2 separate regions of the Homo sapiens genome follow, and region 2 is linked to region 1. Evidence: chromatin contacts called from ENCODE Hi-C or POLR2A ChIA-PET data. All regions are on one chromosome and are shown on one strand. Each heading gives the region's core, a stretch centred on a gene start or an enhancer-like site at or near the end of the contact. The rest is flanking DNA. Distances are from core to core; before and after follow the strand shown.

Evidence for each region. Hi-C counts contacts between places; a loop is a spot of excess contacts on that map. ChIA-PET counts read pairs that join two places held with the same protein, here RNA polymerase II (POLR2A). Pooled maps may share reads with other maps.
Region 2: a loop to region 1 is called in a pooled map, with 2.7 times the contacts of the local background. The contact joins the enhancer-like site here to the promoter of BMP7-AS1 in region 1. A Hi-C loop is called at or near these places in 1 of 168 maps with a recorded cell type or tissue (posterior vena cava) and 2 of 50 pooled maps. POLR2A ChIA-PET finds 5 or more read pairs at or near these places in 4 of 52 experiments (CD4-positive, alpha-beta T cell, H1, Panc1 and 1 more).

Annotation. Positions count from the first base shown.
Region 1 is chr20:57,212,412-57,215,146 of GRCh38, reverse strand. BMP7-AS1 (BMP7 antisense RNA 1) reads right to left here and starts at 1,451. Exons shown (of 4, transcript NR_110631.1): 1 at 1,071-1,451; 2 at 652-779; 3 at 199-342. All of the region lies in intron 2 of BMP7 (bone morphogenetic protein 7), which reads left to right.
Region 2 is chr20:57,177,957-57,180,712 of GRCh38, reverse strand. The region is part of intron 4 of BMP7 (bone morphogenetic protein 7); the gene reads left to right. Among named protein-coding and RNA genes, the nearest start is that of BMP7-AS1, 34 kb to the left of the region's middle. Within about 2 kb of position 1,377, at least 2 of the 41 ENCODE cell types and tissues checked have a DNase peak (open chromatin) inside an H3K27ac peak, as active enhancers do.

The sequences.
Region 1 (2,735 bases), core at 202-2,701:
CAACTAGGATGTGCAGCTGGGTGCCCATGGCCTGGGAGTGTGGGTGCCCAGTGGGACATAGAGTGGGCTGGGTGGGCTAAGGCCCCAGTGAACTGTGAGTCAGAGCCATTTCTGGAGCTACCTGAATAATCTGAAAAAGTATTTACCATTTCTCTTTTAATAATGTAAACTATTGGAAGTGAAACCAGAAAACCTTACTGGCCATAAGGATGCAGAGGATACCAGCACATTTGTCCAGCGTGCATCTGAGGCCTGCTTTGTGCTAAGCTGTGTGCCTGGTGGAGAGGCCGCTCCAGGGCTGAATAAAATAGGGCTGGTTCTTGCTGACAAAAAGCTTAAAACCTGGCAGGAAAAGAGGAGAACCCAAAAAACTATACAAACAAACTGAAACTCCAGCCCAGATGGCGCAGGGGAGAGGACTTGGGCTTGGAGCGTGTCCGACGTGGATGCACCATTAGGGCATCAGTGGACGCTTCCCTGGGATGCTCAAGAACAGGCAGGTGTGAGGGAGGTGAAAAGGCAGGGAACAGTGTTGCAGGCAGCGGAAACAGCATGTGTGAGGGGCTGTGGTGGGCTGGAGACTGGCACAGATGAGGAGGGCTGGGTGGGAGGAGGCTGTGGAGACAGGGGCCGGACCATCCAGGGCCTTACAGGTTGGATGACCTGGAGTTGACAATAATGCCTCCTCTCTCTCCCCAGTTTCTCGGTTTGGACTGTCAGTTCCATAGTCTTCTTTATCACAGAACACATTAGAGAGCTTTGGCTTTTTATCCTAAGAGCTGATAAAGGGTTTGAGGCAGGGAAGTTAATTGCTCAGCCCCTGCAAGCTGCTGGGGCAGGGGGAGTGCGGGGTGAGAAGAGTGGAAGGGGAACCCCCGGGTTCTCTGGGTGGTAGCTCTCCCTCCACCATCAAACCATCACCGTGCAGGGGTGACACTTTGCTGGAACAAGGCTCTGGGGTGGTTCCATTCACTACCTGCATATCTCTGAGCCTCAGTCTCCCACCTGTGAGAGGGGACAACAGTGCTCGCCTCTCAGGTACCATACGGTTCAGAGGGCTCGCTCCGCACCTTGTTCTAAGATGGTTCCATCTTGAGTTGGGGTCAGCTCACTGCAGCTGTGATCTTACTTTAGAGCCAAGGCAGCTTGAATCCCATGGTGGAAGATTCACACTGACATTGAGGTTTGCTCCAACCAGCTGCGAACCTTGAGTCTCTGGCTTTGCGCTGGCATCTTGAGCATATCTTTCCATTTAACTCATTCTCAGAACAATCCTCATGGCTACCTCCATTTTACAAACAAAAGAACCTGATGGACAGAGACTGACTTGCTCAGGGTTACTTCACTGAAATTTAACTCCAATTTTCCTCAACTCAGAGCCTGGAGCCCTACAGCCTACATCCCTGAGCACCCACTGTGGGACCCGAGGACCACTCTGGGGATTTCATCACAAAGAGGATTCCGGGCCTCTCACCCCCTGATTGTCTCTGCTGGTGGCTGTGTCTCTAATGAGGGAGAGCCTTCCATTTGTCGCTGTATTTCTCTTCCCTCTTGACCCCCAGCCTCTGTGATCCACACCTTGACACAAGTTTGAACGGCTCGTTACTGCGCTCCATTGCCGGAGCAGACATTTCTTTGCAGCAGGACTTTTCAGAGCCTTTAAAGAGCTAAGGTGCATTATGACATCTCTAAGGAGCAATGTGTCATGTGGTGCTTCCCAACCTCATTTCACCACAGAGCATTTTGGATTTTTGATCCTCTCATTTTCCTCTCTTAGCTATCCTATTAATAAGTTGCAGTTTTTGAGACCTTGATAAACTCCAAACCCTTTGTCTTGTGGATGGAGAAACTGAGGGCTAGAACATAAGGGCCACTGACTCGCCTTCTGACTGTGACAACGCTGGCCTCCGGGTGCTGGACGGGCATCTTCCTGACTTTCCCATGAGTGGCTGGGTTGGTGCTGTCTGCAGTCAGCTGGCCCTGCCCAGAGGGAGACAGACAGCCGTGGGGTGGGTGAGAGGGCCGTGGGTGGCCACCCGAGCTCTGTCTGGGGCAGGAGGATATTGTGCCTCTTTGTGTATTTTTCCACCTTACTCCCCAAAGCTTTAATTTTAGCCTTCCTGGATATGCACCGTCTTCAAGAAAGTGTATTTTTAAAAAGCCTTGGACCTCCCTGACTTCCTCTTCCCGTCTGGGGGATGCCAGGGACTGTTCTATGATTTGGCAGGAAAGCAGGGCATTCCCTGAAGCTGAGGTGGGGGAGCCTGGGGCCCGGGCTGAGTCCTCCCCAGCCTGCAGCTCAGAAGGGGCACCCCTTGGACCCGGGAGCTGGCTGCCAGGGTGGGGCCGGCTTCCTTCTGGGCTCCTTTGATCTCCTTCCCGGGCTTCCCTGCAGGCTGGGGTTGCTGCTGGGCTGACTCCAGGTGCACGGCGGGTTGCAGTTTCCCGGCCTGACTCACCGCAGCCGCAAGCCTGTGCTCCCTCCATGACATCATGCTAGCCTGGGAATGCTCTGGCCATGCTCGCTGGCTCGCTCTCTTGCTCCTTTTCTTCTGAGGAATATCCTTGCGGCCCAGCAACCGTTCACAACATGCAGGCCTTCAGAATGTCCGGCCTGCAGTTTTCCAAAGAGCAGCAGAGTGAGGCGAGGGCGAGGGTCAGACTAGGGGTCGGGGAGCGAGTCAGCTGGGTCTGCGAGTGGCAGAGCCCGTCATCTCCACTCCTGCTTAGAACTC
Region 2 (2,756 bases), core at 128-2,627, 34 kb after region 1:
AAAGGGGTCTTTGATCTCCCAAGTCAAAAACCAACCAAATTCCTTCATTTGTATTCGAAGCCTCTTTTATGCTGGACTCTTGAAGGCTAGGATTCAATGTCGAACACCCACACAAAGGCTGCCCTTGGGGGTGTTAATTTAGGACAGGAAGGAGGGGGTTGCCATTCACATCCATACATAGTAACAGACCCAGAGTCAGGGTGGTGCCTAGGGAACGCAGCCCATCCCGAGGGCTGCAGACAACATTTCGTGGCGAGCGAGCTGAGAGCTCTGGGTCCAGTGGGTGCCCACGAGGCCAGGCTGGTCCGGAGAGGATGCTCTGGGCTGTGGGACCTGCAGGGGCAGAGGCCTGTGCTGTGGGGTTTCCTGGCGCCTTTGGGGAGTGGGGAGGAGGCTGTGGGGGCTGAAGCAGGGGAGGGGAGTGAGGGTGGGCGGGTCAGGCATTCTCTTGGGAGTCACGTCTTGAGTTTGAACTTCATGCCAAGCATGTTCAGAAGTCTTTGCAGAGATTCAAGCTGTGGTGTGGGGTGCAGGTGATAAGATCATTCTGGCTGCTCTAAGAAAGGTGAGGAACAGGGTGGGTGCCGAGGGGGTGCTCAGAGGCCGGAGACTCCTTAGAGGATGTGGCAGATCATCCAGGCAGGAAGTGTAGGCAAACTGCATCCCGGCAGAGACTTCCGTGTCTTGGAGCTCCATCGGGTGCACCTGGGTAATGAGGGGGAGAGGAACTAGGCATCGCGGGCTTAGAATTCACTCTGATTTTCCCCACCGCCTCCTCATCAAAGCCCCACCAAGTCTCCATTTACACAGCCCCCAGGACGGGGCTCTCACTGTTTCCCGTGGCAGAAATTCATTGCTGGGAACCTGCCTCCTTCCCGCGGATGGCTCGTGGCCCTGTTTGCAGCTCTTCTAAAACCTGCCTGGAAGTTAAGAAAAAAATAAAATAAAAATACCGAGGCCTGGGCCCCACCCTAGGCTTAGGCCAGAGTCCTTGAGTGTGAGTGTGTACGCCTGTGTGCCTGCCCCTTTGAATCGCTCGTCCCCCCGGTTTTGGGCTGGAGCCCTGCCGTGGAGCCACACAAGTTGAATCTCTCGGCAGCCCTGTGTGTGCTGGGGCGGGGGCACATGCTCCGGCACGCTACCCCACGCGGAGCTCGCTTTCCTGCCCGCCAGCCCCCTCCCCCGGGGCTTCACGTGCTCTTCAGATGGTGCGGTTTGGGGTTGAGAAACTGGGTCCCTGCACTTCCTTCTCCCCACCCACGTTTGGACCCAGCTCCCTGGTAAGCAGCCGCCTTTGCCAGATGACCCGTGGAGGCGGGAGCTGAGCCTAAGCACCAGTCCTGACTTGTCTGCGGCCCAAGCAGGGGGTTGAGGAGGTGGATGAATCCCGGTGCTGGCGTCAGGGCTGTCTCCTGCTCACTTTCTGTTGCTTGGGGGCGGGTGGGGCAGGCTTGGACGGACAGGGGAGCTGGGAGTCCCTCCTTCGTTTCCTTTCCTTGTTTTCCTGCTAATAAGTCCTAAGGATACACAGGAGCTCCGGCCACTTTCTGCTGGGACAGCCGTGATCAAAGAGCCCTGGAAGCACAGAGCAGGGTCTGGAGTCCCTGGTGGCAGGGCCAGTGCCCACGCCTCACTCGTACACCATAACTAGCTTCATGAGCTGTGCTCGGCCTTGGTCTGTTTGGCCTTGGGTTTGAACTAAGTTATGCCAAATGTCGTGGCTTTACTTTAAGACAGGGTTGGGGAAAGTAGCACTCAGGCCACTCCTTGTCCCTTCTGTGCTCATGACAGACATTGCTAATAGATCATGGCCTCTCCTGTGCTCATGACAGACATTGCTAATAGATCATGGGACTTCCTTCTGACGGAGCCTGAACACAGCTTCAGAATCCTCCTTGACTCAGGACACCAAGGAGTCAGCAATGTCCCTGGCTCGAGCTAGCAGCTTCACCTGACACATCCCTGAGCTGAGGGGATGTTCCTTCTCCTCCACCCTGCCTTCTACCCCCCCACAGGGAAGAGGGAGGAGGCTCGTGGAGGGGCATGGCTACCTGTGGCCCTGGGCATTGCCACAGCCATGAAGGCCATCTTAGGTTTCTGCTTGGCATCGTGTGCTCTAGAGGGCAGGCTGTAGAGTCCAGCTGTTTGGGCTCCTCCCAGATGGTTCCTTGACCTTGACCTTCCTGTGTTGAGGACACCCTGGCCCTGGGGAGGTTCCTGCTGCCCCAGAGCTGGTTCTCTCTCTCCCAGCCCTGCTACTCCCCCACGGAGGGTGGGGACCAGGGGCCTCTGGGCTCCCCCTGGCTGCCTCCATCCACTCTGAGCACCCCCTTGCAGCATTGAGCCTTGGGGCTGGTTCCAGCCACGCAGATCTTCCCTCCGCCCACACTGTCTGCTGACCCAGGCCCCAGCTTCCTCATTCCTTGCCAGGCTCAGTGCCTGCCTCTGATCCTCTATCCGATGCTACTCCAGCGGCCTCAGACATGGAGGGCGCCTCGTCCCCACTGCTCAGCATCGTCATGCAGGAATGCCTCGCCCTTGGATGCCTCCCCACCCTCCTATCTCACTTCCTTTTGGTTCTTACCCACATGTCACCTCCTCAGAAGAGCGCCTGCTGGCACCCGCGGCAGCATGCCCGCTCACTCCAGCTTCTCCTGCCTTGTTTTCCTCTGTAGCCCTCATCTCCATGTAAGTCATGTGCACTCACTTATCTATGACCCGCCTCTCGTTCTGGAAAAGCCCCTGAGTGGCAGGGC